2 separate regions of the Mus musculus genome follow, and region 2 is linked to region 1. Evidence: chromatin loops called from intact Hi-C (ENCODE). Cell type or tissue: heart. All regions are shown on one strand. Each heading gives the region's core, and the rest is flanking DNA. Links, peaks and the distances in the headings are about the cores only. Region 1 has its middle 100 kb from the start of Gm39127. Region 2 has its middle 170 kb from the start of 4933430N04Rik.

Evidence for each region. A loop is a pair of places that touch in the nucleus more often than their neighbours do. Peaks named below come from ENCODE experiments on the same cell type or tissue, not always from the same donor. Only the 100,000 strongest peaks of a DNase experiment are listed, where the experiment ranks them.
Region 2: it touches region 1 in a loop (2.7-fold over the local background); 2 of 42 quality-filtered maps call a loop at or near these places.

What each region holds. Positions count from the first base shown.
Region 1 is chr8:8,822,456-8,831,975 of GRCm38, reverse strand. No RefSeq gene overlaps it. Among named protein-coding and RNA genes, the nearest start is that of Gm39127, 100 kb to the right of the region's middle. In heart, for the core only: no CTCF peak of the experiment used is centred there; a DNase peak (open chromatin) is centred at 4,925.
Region 2 is chr8:8,955,765-8,965,284 of GRCm38, reverse strand. No RefSeq gene overlaps it. Among named protein-coding and RNA genes, the nearest start is that of 4933430N04Rik, 170 kb to the left of the region's middle. In heart, for the core only: a CTCF peak has its summit at 7,687; a DNase peak (open chromatin) is centred at 4,844; H3K27ac peaks cover 278 bases.

The DNA.
Region 1 (9,520 bases), core at 1,112-9,111:
TGATTTCTAGCCCATGATTATTAGGTCATAGACTGCCACAGCCTGGGAACTCTATGAGTTGAGTAACTGAAGAGTGATGGAGCCTGGTCTTGAGGAGCAACGCTTAGGAATTACTTAAAACAAGGAAGCAAATAGCTTGGTCAGCCTTTACACATCGCTCTGACCACTCTCGGGGCATCCAGAAGGGTCTCAGCCTCAACAGAGAGACTCCCTCATCTGAGAGATAAAGGAATGTGAGCCATGACGTGAAGGTGCCCTTCACAATAACACACAATGGCTCCTTGACCAAGTGTGTCCCAGGTTTAAAAGAGGAAACAAAGGCAGAGTCCAGGTGGCAAGCCAAGAATGTTCAAGAAAAGAGCCGTGTCATATAATAGGATCCAAGACAATGGCCTTTCTGTGATGAAGTCATTTAGACCTTGTGGGTGCTTAAATCTGGCCGTGACGTAATCCTGATGTGTGGGAGTGTGTCTTTAACACATCTGCCTCTTTCACAATGCTCCGCTCATAGTAAATACGAATGGAACCCATGAACGCCTCTGTGTTTCAGTTTAGTTCCAGGGCAGCCCACAGGGTGGCCTCTGGTGTCTGTCTGGCAGGATGGATCAGAAGTACCTCTTCTAAGCTGGATGATGGCTCCTCTCTTCTCCCACTCAGTACCCTGGAAGCACTGTGAGTGAACTGTCGAAGCCCCTCCTTCCTCTTGGTTTAGGAAGGAGGGACAGAACATTCTCTGGTTACAGGACAAAAATTGAGGGTTCATTCTAGATTCTCTTACTCTCTCAGTCTCTCATTGTCCCAATTTGTCCGTTTCTCTCTCTCTCCTGAGGGGTAGAACCCTGTCCTTTACACATATCAGACAGAAGCCCCGTGACTGAACTAGACTCTGACTCTGAGCTCTTATTCTGAATAACCCAGTAACTGCATAGAGTCCACATCTTGCCCCAAGCCCCCTACCCCCAGCTTTGACCAACCACAGAGGTCCCATGAACCAATCTATTCAGTGACAATAAATGGATATTTCCAAAGGGTCTTGCCACTGGCCACTGGCCAGTCCAACCATTGGTGCCCAGTTTAGTGGTGGCCACCCCGAGCTTAGTCAGCACCCCGGTTGTACAGGGAAAACAATCTATGAACTTATCTGAGGAACAAAGAATAGTGAGAAAGAGCCATCGATCCTGGAGGCCGGAGAGGCCCTTTGTCAAGACACTTCCCAGTTTTCAATGCCTCATAAAGATACACAATGGGGACAGCCCAGTCACCAAAGGGGAGGAAATCCATTTATGTGTTCTGTATTGTTCCCCACATTAGGTCACCCCCAAAGGAAGTGCTGTGTGGCTGCATGGCGGCTGGGGCCTGATGCTGAATGATCTCCGGCAATAACGCTCGTGCACTGTATTATATTCTTAGTGCCTCGCTGTGGTTGTACTGCCTGGGTGATAACAAGAAGCTTTCAGCTGACATTCTGGAGAACTTCACAGGATCACAAAACTAATGCTCATTTAAAAAACAAACAAACAAACAAAAAACCAACAAGGAGAGAGGTTCTAGAAAATGTCTGTGGCGGTGGGGGTTCCTGTGGGGTTCTTGGCCCTGGTTTTTTGTTTGTTTGTTTTGGGTTTTGGGTTTTTTGTTGGTTTGTTTTTTTTGTTTTTTTGTTTTTTTGTTTTTTTTTTTTTTGATGGGCATAAAAAAGCTCCTAGCATGCATCTATAAACAGTATTTTGGTATTTTATTCAGATTTATTCTTTTATTACTAGACTTTGAGGAAAGACTTTCTTTGGATTAAATTTCTGCCGAGGTGTCTCTCCACAGGATGTGATCCTTACAAAGATGAGGACAGTCATTTTGCCAAGGGCACTGGGTATGCTCCTAAATTAGGCAGGACACACGTTATTCTCTTCATCGCAATGTAGGTCACTGCCTATAAAGAGAAGCTATGGAGAGATAGACCCTCTCACTGGGGAGATTACCCATATTCCCCAAGTGGCTGTCTCCACCAGGTACTAGGGCACACCTGGAAGATCACAATATTTGATCAAGGCCAGAGGCAGTGGTCCACACTTCCAGCATGAGGAGTCAGAGGTGACCCTCAAAAGGAAATACAGCTGCTTCACTTTGGCCAAGCACCCTGACCCAGCACCACCCTGGCTCCCTGACCTCCGACCTCTGCTTCCTTGAGTGCCCTGGGTGGTTTTAGGATAGGTTTTCCACTGCATTTTAGACTAGCTTTGAAGAACTCCATTGTAGATTCTCTGCCCTACTTCGCACATTCCTCCTTCCTCCCTCTGCCAAGAAGCTAGTCTCTCCTATTTCTGGAGGGTGAGAAGAGACCTTATAAATGACTCCTTTGGTACAGGAAGAATCCAAGCGTGTCCTCTCCCCACTACCCTCCACGAGGGGTCATGATGAATTGAAGCAGGATTCCTGTGTTCAAAGAAAAGGCCTAGCCCTGCCAGCTCTGATGACTTTAATTCTCCCCTCGGAGCCTCTGGTGGGATAATCGTTTCCTCTCTAGCCTTGGCCCGGACTAACTCACATACTACAAAGCTGCAGCTTGATGAGAAGACAGCTCGGCCATGCCGCACTGAGGCGAAGGGTTTATTTTATAGTAGCCTGCTTCTAGCACTCGTGAATTGGTGCCAAGACGGAAAACGGACTCCATATATAAACCTTACTACGATGTTACAGTGAGATGCCCCGGCTGGCTGGCCCATTAGTCCTCAAAGCTTTCGGCTCTTTTGTTTTTCTTTTTCTTTTTTCTTTTTATTTAGGGGAATTGCATGCCGAAATGGGGTGCTTAACTTTCTGCTAAATGGAATTAAAAGAAAGAAATAAATTAGAGTATGGGGATGCCGTCCTACCCTGTGACTTCTACTCAGATTTGCTGTACTGCCTAACATTTTCTCATTAAAAAAAAAAAAATCACCCGAGAAAGAGAAGTCACTGCTGAGAGTTGTGACAAAGCCCCCGAGACAGAGACCAACTGCACACATCCTGCTTTGAAAGCGGAAAGAACAGTTTTCTTTAGCGTTTTCCATTTTAACAGAAATCAGTTCTTTTCGGCAGGAAACAAAGCAACAGCAGCAACAACAACAACAGACCAAAAAACTTTCAAACAAATGAAATATCCTAGGATTATTCTCTAAACCAGTGATTTGCAACCTTCCTCATGTTGAAACCCTTTTAAAAATACATTTAGTCATGTTGGGGTGACCCCAACCATTACACTATTTCATTGCTACCTCATAACTAGTTTTGCTAATGTTATGAATTGTGATGTAAATATATGATATGCAGGATATCCGGTATTCGACCCTATTAAAGGACGTTTTGATTCTTCGGGGGTCTCGACCCACAGGTTGAGAACCACTGGATCGTACTTTCTTCTATATATATTGGACATGGAAAGCCATCCCTTTTACTCTCTTTTTTCATTGTTTAAAACAAGGCCTCCTATAGCCAAAGACAGTCTTGAACTTCTGATCTTCTTTTTGTTGTTTTTGTTGTTTTTTTTGTTTTTTTTGAGACAGGGTTTCTCTGTGTAGCCCTGGCTATCCTGGAACTCACTTTGTAGACCAGGTTGGCCTCGAACTCAGAAATCCATCTGTCTCTGCCTCCCGAGTGCTGGGATTAAAGGCTAGCGCCACCACGCCCGGCAAACTTCTGATCTTCTTGTCTCTGCCTCCCAAACACTGGGATTACAAATCCCACCCCCACTAGGCTAGTCCTTAGTCTCTGTATGTTATATTTATTCATTTATGTATGGGGGTACATGTATGTGATATAGCATGGCATGAGAGTGGGGAGGGAAGTAAAATCTTGTGGTGTGAAAAATTGCTTTTCTGCTGCCAAGCAGGTCCCAGGGATGGAGCCTTTACCCACTGATCTAGCATCTCTCCACATCACTGGCACAATACACTGACCACAGCAGAGTCTCCCTGGTAGTTTGGTCAGCATCTCCTGTGATTTCAAAGTTCAGCTAAATACATTCTGTCTTTATCGAGCCATGTCGATAAAACCTTTCCCCCTCCCTCCCTGTATCTCTGTGTTCCTGAAAACTACAGGAACCACTGTAGACGCCACTGCGGTCTGTTGCATCAGTGCCTCGCTGGGCCATTATTTAAAACAAATTCTGAAAGCAATAAAGCTTTTCCCTTTTGTAAACGTATCGTAGTTAATAGGCCTGGGAACATGCAGAGATGCCAAATCTGGAGTGGACAGCCTTGATGACTTCAGCCTGTTCTCAGCTTTTGATTACAATTTGATTTCCTTTGGCATCTAAAGACAAACTATTTTAGTAAACAGTGCTCTTCCCTAGCAAGAGTGAGATCTGGCTACTTGGACAAGGACCTGCCCACTGGTCAGGCAGTGTGCCCGGGCGCCTCAGCAAGAGCAGACACACTGATTTTGGAAGATGGGCACAAGGTAAGAACAAAAGAGTTTTGATAGCTCCACAAAATGCCCATGTAGGACGTGTGTGAGAATCTCCTATGTCCACTAAGATAATCCTTGACATGTGGTCCCATTTACCACAGCGAGCCATGCCTTTGAATGGATGGATGCCCTATAACCAGATTGTGTTGGTGTATTTCAAAATAACCTACTTTATTCAGAGTTCTGTTGTTTACCCTTGGTGTTTTCCCCAGGTGGGTGGATATCCACACCCACCTCTGCAGCACCAATAGCATCCCCTCGTGGTTTATCCATAGGAACCACCCTTGGTTTCATCCCTCCCCGCACGTCATACTCTAAGGGTGCTCCCACAGACTTCAGCTTCCTTCAGCCTGTGAACAACGTCTTTCCTAGGGAGTTCATCTGAGGTTCCAATTTGCTCGTATCACCTTCCCTAATTACTCGGGGAGTGCTCATAATACTTCTGCTCATTTCGTATTAGCAAATTGGCTCACCTCCCATTCTCCCAAGGAGGATTGTCCTTGTGTGTGAGGCAAAGGGCGTGTACTACTGTTCTCTTGCCAGACACAGAGAGAGGCCCTGGGCCTCAGGGAGTGCTCAGGGCTTCTGTTAACCTCGAGCATGCCTTGGGCTAAAGATTGCTGACTACATACACTGTGCCCTGTGGACCAGTCCCATCAAAACACCTCTAACAGTGCGGAAGCCTCAGTAACAAGGAAGACGTGTGCAAGCACCGTTGAGCCTAAAAAGAATTGGGATGCCCCTCACCCAGAAAATCACTGAGACATTTCTAACTAGTCCCCCTTAAGTCCTGTACTGATGCCTGGCTTCTGAGATTCTCCGGCCACTGCTGCCTAACTGTCTCCTTTCTATTTCCAAGCTCCACATCTCTTCTGAGCAGACAAACAAGGTGTTTGGGTTTTTTTCTTCTCACAGATGGCGGTTCTGTGCATCGAGTCTGAGGTCCTCAGTTCCATCATTTACATCAGATTTTCATCTTAACAGAAACCTATTACAGATGGCAGGCTTAAGATCACAGATGTTGCCTTGATTTTGGAGGGATTTCCACAGCAAGTCGGACTCTCAAGGGGCAAGAACTGCTGGAGATAGTTGGGGCTTTTGGCACTGAGTCAATTTTATCATCCACACCCACATCGGAGCAGCATCCAGGAGAAGCACAGAAGGAAAATTACCTGTTAAGTGCTCGAAAAGCCAGAACTGTTTGTGCTTGGCTATAGTCGGGGAGAAGTTGCTTCTTTTTCACGTAAAAGTTTTTTGCATCAGTGCTACCATTAACAATCCAATAAAAGCTTGGTCAGAATGGGCTTTATACATTTTGTATGTAACGGTGAACTGTAAATTTGATGGGGAAAGGGAAGTATCATTTATTAATCCCTGTTCATTTCTCCTTATGGTCAGTTGAGTGGCTCACTGACAATAGTAGAGGTTTTTTTTTGGTTTTTTTTTTTTTTTTTTTTTTTTTTGTTTTTTTTTTGACAGGCAGGGATAACTCAACAATGGAAGACTCCATGCCGGACCTTGAGCCATTTCTAATCTATCAAAGTAATATAAACCCCAAAACCTATCCACAAAAGAACCTGCGTGTTATGCAGATCACAACCCAAGGATATAGTATTAAGTGCTGTAGGCATGACTGGACCATCTGATACATCGGATCTTTGTAGAATTACATCACTTCCCAACATTTGTGAGTGTTCACTATAGGAAATGTAGAAAACAGTAAATAGCTTTGGAAGGACATAGTGAATATTCACAACTCTACTCATCAACAATGCAAGTAGTCAAATCTACTCAGATGGCAAATTTGCTGAGTATAAGGGAGCACTAACTTTGTCATGGGCAAAGGATACCATCATACTTTCCACCTGAGCATTAACTCAAGAATGCTTCTCTTACACGTAGAACTCTTGTAGCAACTTGTGCCTCATGTGTCTGTTAGTACCCATCATGGTGGATATGGAAGGAAAAATAAGAGATACTTGTATTTAATGTTGGCAAATACCAGGTACAATTAAAGTCCTTCTTTAAGAAACAGTCGAACACACACGAACACACACACACACACACACACACATACACACACACACACACATACACACACACACACACACACACACACACACACACATACACAGAAAAAATATTAAAATAGAACAGGAGCTCCAGAGGGATCTATAAATACTCGAGACAGACAGTGTATTGGATCGTCATCTGAGGATGCAGAGAGAGGCAATATCTCTGAGCATTATTAAACGGAGACCGTAAGAAATGCTTTCAAGTTCCTGAAACTCGTTATAACAACAATATTGTTTACAGCTGTTGTTTCTGAATATTTTTGTTAGCAAGAGAGTCTTAGTTTTCAAATCAGAGACTCCAATGTAGAAAATTCTGTGAAGGGTAGGCTTGGAGCTGGGTGACTCCAAATGCTCAGCAGGAAACTCGGCTGGGCTTCAAGCCAGTGGCTGTACTGGTGACATGAGTCTTGCATCTTCATTCTCCAGAGGTTGGAACTGATCGACCTCCCTGCTCCTTCCCACCTTGAGCTAGAGAACCCCTGGTATATACACATCAGGTGGATGGATTCATTTTGAGCTACTCCTGAACTCAGAGTCAGTCACATATTTGGACATGCCTTCCCAAGATTCCCTCTAAAGCTTAAAATGACAAAACAAGAGGGTGAGAGGAAAGGTTCTTGCAGCTAACAAACGATTAGCTGTGTGGGCTTTCTCAGAGCCCCTGGATAGGGAAGGATGGTAAAGAGCTAACCCAGACCAAGGCTCTGTCAGGATACACTTTTGTGAGGTAAGCTTACTGCTTTGATCCATATGTGTAATTATCCCATTTCTCTAGTAGGAACAATGAGCGTTGAGAGTTAAACACTGAAAAATTACACAGCTGGTTCCAAGACCCAGATCTCACTACTTTACAAAATGTTGATTTCAAGGACTGGTGTATATCTCAGTGATAGAGTGCCTGCCTGGCATGGGCAAAGCTCTGGGATCCCTTCCTAGCAATAGACACACAGACACACACACCAGAGAGAGAGAGAGAGAGAGAGACAGATACGGACAGGCAGGCAGACAGACATGCATCTACCAACACATGGAAAAGGAGAGCCCATTCTAGGCCAGTTTTCCATATGTTGCCCACTTCAAGTTTTTAATCTCTTTTATAATTAAAACTTTCAAAATATAAAATTAGGTCTTAGAACAGATTCTAAAATCTTATGTGAGACAATTTCTGAAAAGAAGTTGAACAATATGCTAATGGTGTTGTCTGGAAACAGTAGGGGAGAATGTTTGATTTTACATTCTTTTGTATGAGTGTGTTTATGCTGGGTTCACAAAAATAGCTAATTCTTACTAAAACATAATGAAATTAGTTTGTTTTAAAGGAGGTAAGCATAGGTCCCCTTTTCCTCTGCACAAACACACACACAAGTTGAAGATTCATAATTCTTTTTTTTCCTTTATGATTTCTCTTGAATTCCCACCATAAATATTTGTGCAAATGACTGGAATAAGTATTATATAAATGAGAAAACAAGTTGTTCTTCCATAGTTTTTTCAATTTTCCTGCCTAGACTGCACCAGAATTGAGCCCAGCAGAACCAGGAAACCTCCTATGCCAGTATTCTCAGGGTTTCCTTACTTTGGAAGAGTGATAACACAGCATTCACATGAGACCAGCAGGCCTGAGAGGTTTCCGAGAGCCAGAGCCACCCCTGACTTCCTACAAGTTTTCTCATGTAATAAACCCAACAACTCCATGAGTAACATAACGTGTGTCTGCGCTTCTTCACCGATGAGGGAACTGAGACTGAGCCATGGTGAGGCATGCTCGCCAAGGTGCCAGCCAGTGATGGTGGCACTGTACTTGAACCCTGGTCGTCTGGATTGTAGATACTGACTCCGAACACAAAGTCACATTTCCTTTGTCATAATGAGACCGACACACAGATGATCACTGCTTCAAGACCCTCAAGAATACACCTGTTCACAAGACACATTGTCGTCTGCCTGCAAGCACTCATGTCTGGGGAGCCCTATAGTTGTTTGTGAACACAGAATCCTTCTGCAGACAGGACATAGCCATTACCGCTCATCGTGGATCTCTCTGGCACATTTTAGTCTAGTTTGCTTCCCAGTTTATATCCCTCTTGACGAGAAACTATTTCAGTAAGACAAAAAAGAAAAGAGAAAAATGCATTTTAAGTATTTTAAATTAAAAAAAACAAAAAACAAAAAACAAACAAACAAAAAACAACCACTTGCTTTTGAGGCAGGCATGAAGCCATTGGTTGAATTCCTAGCTTCGCTTTCTTGGCATTTTGAAAACGCCTTAGCGAAGGGGAAGGAAACAATAGCCTCACGATGTCCTTTTCCACGGGAAAGGGAAATTAACTTCCAAGGACCTATTCAACTTGCATATTAGAACTATCCCTTTTTGTATAACTCTTCCATGATAGGAAGAATCCATAGTATTCAGTAATCACAAATGAAGAGCAAAGGGTTTGTGGTCAGTCTATCCATGGCTGTGAGAGACGTCCTCCTACCCTCCGTTCCTCAGCAGACTGTTCTAGGCTCTGGATTTGCCTGTAACGGGGCAGACCCCTGACATCACTCACAGACAGGACATGTGAGCTTCTGAATAGAACACATCAGCGAGCAAACCCAACTCTCGGCTCCACGGGATTTTAAGTTCTAGTGAGTGAGGTCGCGCACAAAGCAGCTGAGCAGTGTGAATGTCAGTTCAGGAGGGAACATGTGATACAGAGAGAGACAGGGACGAGGAGGAGGTGCTGGACTGCTGTCCACACAGAGGTGACCTGTGAGCGAGCTGAGTGACATCAGGATGCTTGTGGAGTCCTCAGGAAGGCCCGTGCAGGATGAAGATGCCGTCTGATTTAAAGCTCTGAAGCAGAGTGGAACTGAGAATACATTACTGTTGCTGCCACAAGACCTGAGCTAGGCACTTCTCAAGCTGGAGGAAGGCTGGCCGAAGTCTGAAGGCGGTATATGAGTTGTACGTTTTCCTGGCATGGATAATATAGAGGTCAGAATGCTTCAATACATGGGGCATT
Region 2 (9,520 bases), core at 819-8,818, 130 kb before region 1:
AGGCATGTTTACATGTGTATACAGATACATGAAATAACTTTGAAGAGCAAGCTAATCCGGAACCTTTGGGTCTGAGCGGGTAGGAGTGTCTGTTATACAACCAGGAGGCCCTGAGTCTGTCTCCAGATTCCACGCCCCAAGAGCCAGCTGTAGTAACACCTGTGTTTAGTCCCCCAGCCATGGGGAAGAAGAGGCAGGTAGATCCCTTGGGCTTACTAATCTAGCCAATCAGAAAGCTCCAAGCTCAAGGAGTGTCTGTCTCAGAAAGTATCCTAGAGAAAGACTGAGGAAGACAGATAACTTCCACCTCTGGCCTCTGCATGCACATGTTTGGGTACCCCTTCCCACATGTGCACACGTACATGAATGCACACATACACACAAATAAGAAGAGAAAGAGGTCAATCTGTACAAAAGGGACTCTATTTTATAGTCAACAATAAATTCCAATTGTCTGAGTGAAAAAACAGGAAGTTATTCTGGCTTCCTCAGTGGGAACTGAGGCTTTGTCAACAGCATGAATGTCAGCAGCAGGCACGCTTGTCTCTTTCTTTCTGTGGCTCTTTCCATAGCATAGTTGTACTGGTTAGTTTTGTGTCAACTTGACACAGCTGGAGTTATCACAGAGAAAGGAGCTTCAGTTGAGGAAATGCCTCCATGAGATCCAGCTGTAAGGCATTTTCTCAATTAGTGATCAAGGGGGAAAGGCCCCTTGTGGGTGGTGCCATCCCTGTGCTGGTAGTCTTGGTTCTATAAGAGAGCAGGCTGAGCAAGCCAGGGGAAGCAAGCCAGTAAAGAACATCCCTTAATGGCCTCTGCATCAGCTCCTGCTTTCTAACCTGCTTGAGTTCCAGTCCTGACTTCCTTGCTGGTGAACAGCAGTATGGAAGTGTAAGCCGAATAAACCCTTTCCTCCCCAACTTGCTTCTTGGTCATGATGTTTGTGCAGGAATAGAAACCCTGACTAAGACAACAGTCATCTTCATATCTAGCAAGAGCCGAATGAGGAGTGCAAGCTGTGTCCCCAGATGTGGGATCTGTCTCCAGCAGGAGGCAGTCTTTTGGGGGATGCTGCAGGCTCTAGTGAGGGGTCTAGCAAGAGAAAGCAACCCACTGTGGCACGTTGTGGGAGCAATATATTGTTCTGGTCTCTTCCTGTGTCTGTCTTGTGCTGCAAGGTGCACAGCCTTAGCCATGAACTGCAGCAGCAGCAGCAGCAGCAGCAACAGCAGCAGGAGCAGCAATCTTGTCCTATCTTGTGGGAAGCCACATGTGCCGTTGCAGAGTGGCGCTGGCTACTGCTGGCCACCATGCATAAGTTTGGGCAAACAACCAATGTGTACATATGCAGTAAAGTTTTTTTCCAAGATACTGCCTGGCCCAGGCATGATAATGAGGTTCTGTGAGGTACTGAGAGAATAACCAATCAGATGTGAGACATGCAAATAAGGTATGATAATGACGAGGAATGATAATAAGGTTCTGTGAGGTACTGAGAGAATAACCAATCAGATGTGAGACATGCAAATGAGGTATGTTAATGAGGTTCTGTGAGGTACTGAGAGAATAACCAATCAGATGTGAGACATGCAAATGAGGTATGTTAATGAGGTTCTGTGAGGTACTGAGAGAATAACCAATCAGATGTGAGACATGCAAATGAGGTATGTTAATGAGGTTCTGTGAGGTACTGAGAGAGAATAACCAATCAGATGTGAGACATGCAAATGAGGTAGGATGCATAACCAATCCGGGTGTGAGACACGCCTCTCCTAGGCCTATATAAGCAGCACCAGTTCTGGGCTTGGGGTCTCTTCGCCTCTGCAATCAAGCTCTCCCAATAAACGTGTGCAGAAGGATCCTGTTGCAGCGTCTTTCTTGCTGGCATATCTGACCTCAGGCTGAAGCAAGAGAGGGAAATCTCTGGAACCCTTTCTTAAATACATCTTTTAAGTTTTTCAGCCAGAGTATGAAGTCAACATGTTTATGAAAGAATTCATTTCTAGGAACATTCTTCTCCATATCACCCAGTTGATAGCCCGGGCCACCAACTCTGAGGGTAAAGGGTTTAAGGCTGAATTTGCCTACCCTTGATGGACTCCTGTCACGTGGGCTGAGTTAATGAGGCTTAGAGGACAGGCCTTCCTGGTGCTTTGTATACAAGGAAATGTTCTTTTAGGAGATGCTGCAGGGCCTAGCAGGAGAAAGCAGTCCACAGATGTCACTGGGATCAACTCTCAGGGTTTCAGAAAGAAACCCTGTGGTTACACCTACTACTGAGGGGACTGGAAGGTCCTTCAGCTCACAGGAGACCAAAAACACAGCACTGCAAACTCTTCTCAGAGCAGCTATTATTTTTAAGAAGCAAATGGTAAAAGGGTTTGATATTCTTTTGATATAGACCCAAGTCTTTGGTCTACTATGTAACAATCCCCATGACGGTGGCAATCTATCCTTTATAATATTAACTCTCAACAGTTAAAAGTAGAGACACATTATCATCAACATTGGGCTGTGATTTAGAAGAGCCACATAGATGCAATGGTGTAGTGAATGCTCCTCCACGAGACGTTCCCCTAAAATCTTCTGTTCCCCGGATGGCTGTTGCCTACAGAAAGCTGCCTAAAACAAAGTAACCTGGTGTGGCCTTCCTGAGCATTCGAACTCCCTTGCACTTATAGGCCTGGGTTTGAGGCACCCCAAAACAGTGAAATAAAAACCCAGAGAGGCTTGTTTAAAACACAACGGGAAAACAGTTCAGCTTCCAAGGTTCATGTTTCACATGTGCGTTCCAAACACTAGGGGAAGGACAAAATGGACTTCAGTTGGAGAAAATTCAATTTCCCACAAATAAAATGACCATTTCCTTGGTGGCTGGTGTCTTTACAGGTCATTTTGGTGTTTAGGCCATTCAAGGAGGACACACAATAAATACCTGCCTCTCTACTTCAGAAGCATTTTTTTCTGACAATGTTCTTGTTATTTTCAGTAGATTTTTGAGCTTTTCCTGTCTTCTGAGGAAAATATAGAGTTCTGGGAAAGAGCTCCTGTGTGTTTCGTTTCTTCTCTGGTGTGTGTGTGACAGCCAGTGTGTGGGTTTGTTCAGAATGACCACAATCTTGCCATAGGTGCCTTCCCACCATCCAGAGAAGAGAAAAGTGACAATTAGTATTATCTGATAATTAGTATTAACTGATAGTTAGTACTGAATACAACCAAGAGTTGGGGAGGGAAAGTTGGGGGACTGGGAAGGGGGAAGATATGGGGAGGTTATGAAAAGGTGATGGTCTTAGAAAGTGGGGGGATATACTGGGCATGGCCTTGGGACGGGAAGAGAATACATGAATGGTCCAGGGGCTGCAAGGGGAACATTTGATGGGCCAGGAGGTGGGAGCAGAATATGTAGGGGAGGCCTGGTAGCGGGAGGAGGGAGTTGGGGTAGATATAATGAAGATATGTCACATACATGTATGAAACAGTGAAATAGCTGGGGGGTGGTGGCACATGCCTTTAATCCTAGCACTTAGGAGGCAGAGGCAGATGGATTTCTGAGTTTGAGGCCCGCCTGGTCTACAAAGTGAGTTCCAGGACAGCCAGAGCTATACAGAGAACCCCTGTCTCGAAAAACAAACTAACAAACAAACAAACAGTCAAATAATAAATAAAAGAAAATCAAGAAAAGAAAACAAAGGCCATTCTCCATCATCACAGCCTGGCAAACGATGCTTTTAACTCTGAGTAGCTGTCCAGGCCTCCACTTCATTCCTACTACAAACCCTGCAGCTTCAGAGGACAGAGTATCATACATATCCAATGACAAGAAACGCTGAAAAGAAACAAATCAAAACCTATGGTGACAATCACACTGCAGGGTTTCTCAGTGTGTGGGCAAATATTTACATGCATGAGACAGGTGCCAGGGAGGGCAGGGACTGCTTGTCTCTGAGAAGGGGTGCAGCACCTTCAATAATGAAGAGATACTCAACCAGCCAGAGATGCTTGGCCATGAACACATAAGATAAACCTTCCCCAGCGTGGTCTCATGTACACTGATGTCTTCAAATACGTATAACAGTGACTTCCAAACCCACCACCTGAGGTCATACAACCATGTTGAATTCTAATCAATTAATCTCTCTTGAAGACATGAATCTTCAGATGAAGTTCCACACCTGTCTTAGTTAGGATTTTGCTGCTGTGAACAGACACCATGACCAAGGCAACTCTTATAAAGGACATTTATTGGAGCTGACTTATGGGTTCGGAGGTTCAGTCCATTATTATCATGGTGGGAACATGGTAGCATCCAGGCAGGCATGGCGCAGGAGGAGCTGAGAATTATACATCTTCATCTGAAGGCTGCTAGTAGAATATGGTCTTCCAGGCAGTCAGGATGAGGGTCTTATAGCTCCCACACATAGTGACACACCTACTCCAACAAGGCCACACCTTCTAATAGTGGTACTCCCTGGGCTGAGCATATACAAACTATCACACTATCTTAAATTACATTTCCATACTTCTAACATGATCTTTAAAAGTGTGGGCTCTGCAGTTAGCATTTGGGTTTAAGTCCTTGACCTTTTACATCATAAGCTGTATAACCTTGGTCAAAAGACCTAACCTGCCTGTGCCTTCATTGGCTCAGCTACAAAGAGGAGATGGTAGAATGCTCTTGGGGATGATTTTTTAGGTCAATAAGTTCTTGCAAAGAACCTGGAGTACTGCACAAGTCACTGTAGGCACTTGGCCAGGGTCATGGTCTTGTGCTGCGGCTGTCATTCTTCTCTGAATGAACGACAATCAGTCACTTGGTCACTTGAGCACAAACCTGGAAGGAAATTCTGTCCTATCACTTACAAGCTCTGGGATCCTGGGACAGTTCCACAGTCTCTGTTAGTCTCAGCTTCCTTGGGAAATTGGTCTACTCAGATTTGGAACACAGATTTGGTGAAACAATCCCAGGACGTACCTAGCACAGGCTGAGCACACAATAAAGACAACAAGCAGGGTCTGCAAAGTGAAGCTGTCTGCTTCTGCCTCATCAGCTCTCATGACCAGTTCTACCTTACCTTCTCCCAAACTACTTGGAGCCAGAATTATTTTAGAGTGCGGGTTTTCTTTATAGCTTCAAAAAATTTGTATACACATGAACAATGTTGAGCATAAACCTCAAGTCTACCATAAACTGCATTCATTTCTTATGTAAGGTATTCTAGGGGAAGTGTCCTTCTAAACCAGATGTTTCATGTCATCCTCCCTGGCCAGCTGGAGGGGCCAAGCCATGCACTCCCCATGTCTGTTTGAGAACTCTTCTTCCTGTCTGCAGAGAGTACTCTCTGACCCGTGTCTTTCAGCATGGACTTTCTGAGAATCCTTTGTTTATCTCTTGGCATTTTCAACTCTAGGAGAATGGGATGGAGCCTTCACCATCTGCATGTGGCCAGAGTCCAGCATGACCCCTGACAGGTGGCTGAAGATCATATTACTACAAGGAGAGGCCCGTCCAAAAGTGACTCTTCTCCAGAGTATATCAGGACTCACAGACCCTGACTAGTGTACCCAGATCTGGAACAGAACTGCCAGACATCTTCCTACCCATCGCGTGGCTGGAAGCCAGTGCTTGATGATATCCTTTGTGACATGTTGGTAGATGCCAAGAAATATGTTCAAAACCAGTAGAAACAGAGTCGAAACCAACACTGATCAATCAGCTCTCTCCTCCAGGACACAGCCCTGAGTCTGTCAGTAACGTCCAGCTCTTAGAGTCATCTTCGAGTTATTTATTTTCCGAAGAGATGAAAGTCAGAGACTCCTGTCTAGTCTCCCTGTGTGTGTCTGGGACTTGCTTCCTTCTTTGTTACCCACAACTGGACTCTTGAAGGCAACGTGCCAAAACAACAAAACAAAACAAAACAAAACAAAACAAAAAACTTTTTCAAATTGTCCCTGTGGTTTTGTTTTGAGTCCTATCCCCACAGCTTTGTCAACATTTGAGTTACAATAGTGGCAACAGTGGCCAAGCTGATAAGAAAGCAAAACCTTGTGAAAGGATAAACCCTGAGCAAGAAAGGAAATTACCAAACAGAAATGTTCACTCTACAGACATTAAACCAGGCTGTGGTGAGGCAGTATGGCTGGAAGGTCCTCAGCCTGTTTTGAGTCAGCAGGGAGAATCAGAGTAACATCTCTCCTCACCTAGCCTTATGCAAAGGAGCTGCAGTGTTCCCAAAAACAGCTCATAGCCTGGAGGTTCAAGGATTTCCTTCCTGCTCCAATTTGCTCCTCCCAGGTCCTCTGGCCCTTTAAGATAGTCAGTAGCAAAATCAGACATTTAAAACAAAACTACTCAGGGCAGACTGATACAGCATTCAGGCTTTATTGAATGGAAGTCTTAGGGGCTGGATTGTCCTTGTTTGGAGCTGCTGCAGAGAGGCTACATTGAACATGGATCAGGTGTTCCCAGGACCTAGGTGGGTGGAGGACATCCAGCCAACTAGCGGCCTCCCCGGGGCTCCTAGGTAGAGGGTTGGATGATAGCCTGAAGCAGCCACCAGGGCTTTCCTAATTCCTGGGACTCTGTTTTCCTCCTTTGATATTCCCTTCCTTTCTCAGATCAATTATTTGATGATATAATCAAAACACCAAGAAAGAACTATTTCAGTATAACTCCTTTGATCAGGTAACACAGAAAATGTGTCTGTCCTAACTTACCTGACTCCTTAACACCGAAAGGATGACGTCAGAGCTGAAGATGTTGGTTGAGCACTGTGGGAAAAATTGCCTCCTTGCACCTTGAAGGTCTAACTTTAATGCAAAGACTTGTTTTTATTTTCGGTTGTGGCACTTGCTTGAGACCAACTCTGCTCATTCCAAACACAAGCTGGAGATAGAGACACGCCCCTCTCCAACATAGGGAACCAGGGCTGGAGATAGAGACACGCCCCTCTCCAACATAGGGAACCAGGGCTGGAGATAGAGACACGCCCCTCTCCAACATAGGGAACCAGGGCTGGAGATAGAGACACGCCCCTCTCCAACATACGGAACCAGGTAGGCCTTGGTAACCGTGCTTAATTTCTCACATCTCCTTTCTGTCAGACTTGAAATCACAAGAGATTGCTGAAATTCGTTTTAAATGTAATTATTAAACAGGAAGACCACTCATCTGTCTCCATGAAGACCTGGAGGATTTTGGTAACTAAGTCTCCAAACTCTGCCTCTGTAAATCACAGAGCAACATCCCCAAAATGTGACTATATTTTGATAGGAGTTTGGGCTTTTTAAATATTTGGTAATAGGGTGTTTTTTTTTTAAGTGCATTTAATTATTCTCTTGCAGCTCAGTCCTTGATAGCACCTCATAAGAGAAAGTTTGTTCTCTCTCTCTCTCTCTATCTCTCTCTCTCTCTCTCTCATCTTTTCAGGAAAATAAGCTGGCTATAAAGATTCTCTCAACCAGTCTGGACTTGACTCTGAATCACATGGCAACTATGGTGATCTCTCACACTTTACTATGAGTGACTTTACATGTCATAAAAATGCCTGGATCCTTTGTGAACGTCTGAAGGTGCTCTAACCTCGTCCATTCTGGTGAGTGAGACTCAGTTACAAGAAGTGGGAGATGGGGTTGTGTAGAACAATTGTATTGAAGTCAAGACAGCGCTCCTGCTGGAGTCCCAGTGTCTTGGGTTAGTGTCTCCCCCATGTGTGCTTTTACCGAGCAGTAAAATAAAACAAAACAGGAAGACACTCTTAAGTATTTGGCCAGTTCCTAAAAGGGCTTAAGATCCCCAAAACTAACAAGAATGTGTTAAGTTCTCTGGAGTAATTAGATAAACATCTAATTAAGGGATTCCTGGTCAGAAGTAAGGGAGTATTTTCTTAGTCCCAATGAGCCATCAAAGCAGGGCACTTATCAAAGAGACAATCCCAGGAAAAGGAGAGCTGTGGTACGCAAAGGTTAAGCAAACTCGAGGTCATGTTCCATGGTGGTTAGGATTAATGCCACAGGGCTCCCACCTCTCTTGTTTTGTTATATATATATGTGTGTGTGTGTGTGTGTATACATACATACATACATATATATATATTAAAACATCACTCTTTAAAAAATGGTTCTATGCAGAAGATACTAATAGTCAAGAGCTTTAAAATATTTTTAAAGTAACATTAGATGAATTAGCTAATAAACGCTCTAAGTTATCCAGGACTGGCAGCTTATGTTAGCTGAAAGGACTGGGTTAACCTAATAGACACAGAAAATATGGCAGCTATTGAAATTATCAACACAGTACCAAAAAGAAATAAACAACACCTACAAGAGGGTATGCTTTTCAAAATCAATCTTATTCTATTAACTGACAAAATCTCAAATAGTAAGCAGGGTAGAACAGAATGAATTCTGAATAGTAACGGTCATGAATGAATTCAAGGCTCTCACAAGCCAGTATTTACAGGAAAGAACATGATAATAAAGAGAGCCATGTTTCCATAATGAAATTGTTATCCTTTGAACATGGTATTTAGAAGACTTAAGCATGAAGTCCTGTTTAAAATATACTTTTTAAATGATGTGTAATTACCAAGGAGAACAAAGCACTGTGACAGGCAAGCATCCTGTCCCAGAAACAGACTGTTGCCATGTCCCTGCTTAGAACTTAAAATAATTAATACCTATGACCTTAATTGTGTAAAGTGTTATTATTTCTAGTTTTTCTATATGGGGGCGTTTCATGAAAAGTCATTTATTGCACTACAAGAGGCTATGTTTGACTGAAAACTGAATCAGAAGTGACTTGCCTGAGGCCACTGGTAATAACAGTCTAGAGAGAAGGGAATCCAAGAGTGTAAAACTCTCAATGTTTTTAGTTTATTTGGATAAGATAACACATTTAAATATGCACTTTTGTGATCTATTGTCAGATTACACAGAGACAAATATGGTACACAGAGAGATTGAGGGATAATTAGAACAAAGACTGAACAATCTGAACTCGTGATATCTGCCACAGGTTTTGACTCCTCGAATTTTGCATGCCACTGAAGTGAGAAAGATGAAGAGCAGGCCATGAATGGCCTTCATCTAGAAACCAAGGGCAGTGGTTCTGAAGTCAAGATGATTTCACATTTGCATAAGAAGGTTGGGGATGTGATTCAGCTCCTACAGTGCTCGCCTATCATGCACACGACCAACCCTGAATTAGCTTCCCAGAGCCACTTCTTCATTTAAAAAAAAAAGGCACAGTGTCCTGTGATAGGAGCACTCAGGATGTGGAGACTCATCTTCTAGGACATACCAGGCTTGAGACCAGCCTGGGCTACATGAGGCCTTGATAAGAACAAAGAAGAAGAGGAAGAGGAAGATGGGAAAGAAGAAGAAGAAGAAGAAGAAGAAGAAGAAGAAGAAGAAGGAGGAGGAGGAGGAGGAGGAGGAGGAGGAGGAGAAGAAGAAAGAAGAAGAAGAGGAGGAGGAGGAAGAAGGAGAAGGAGGGGGAGGGGAGGGGGAGGGGAAGGGGAAG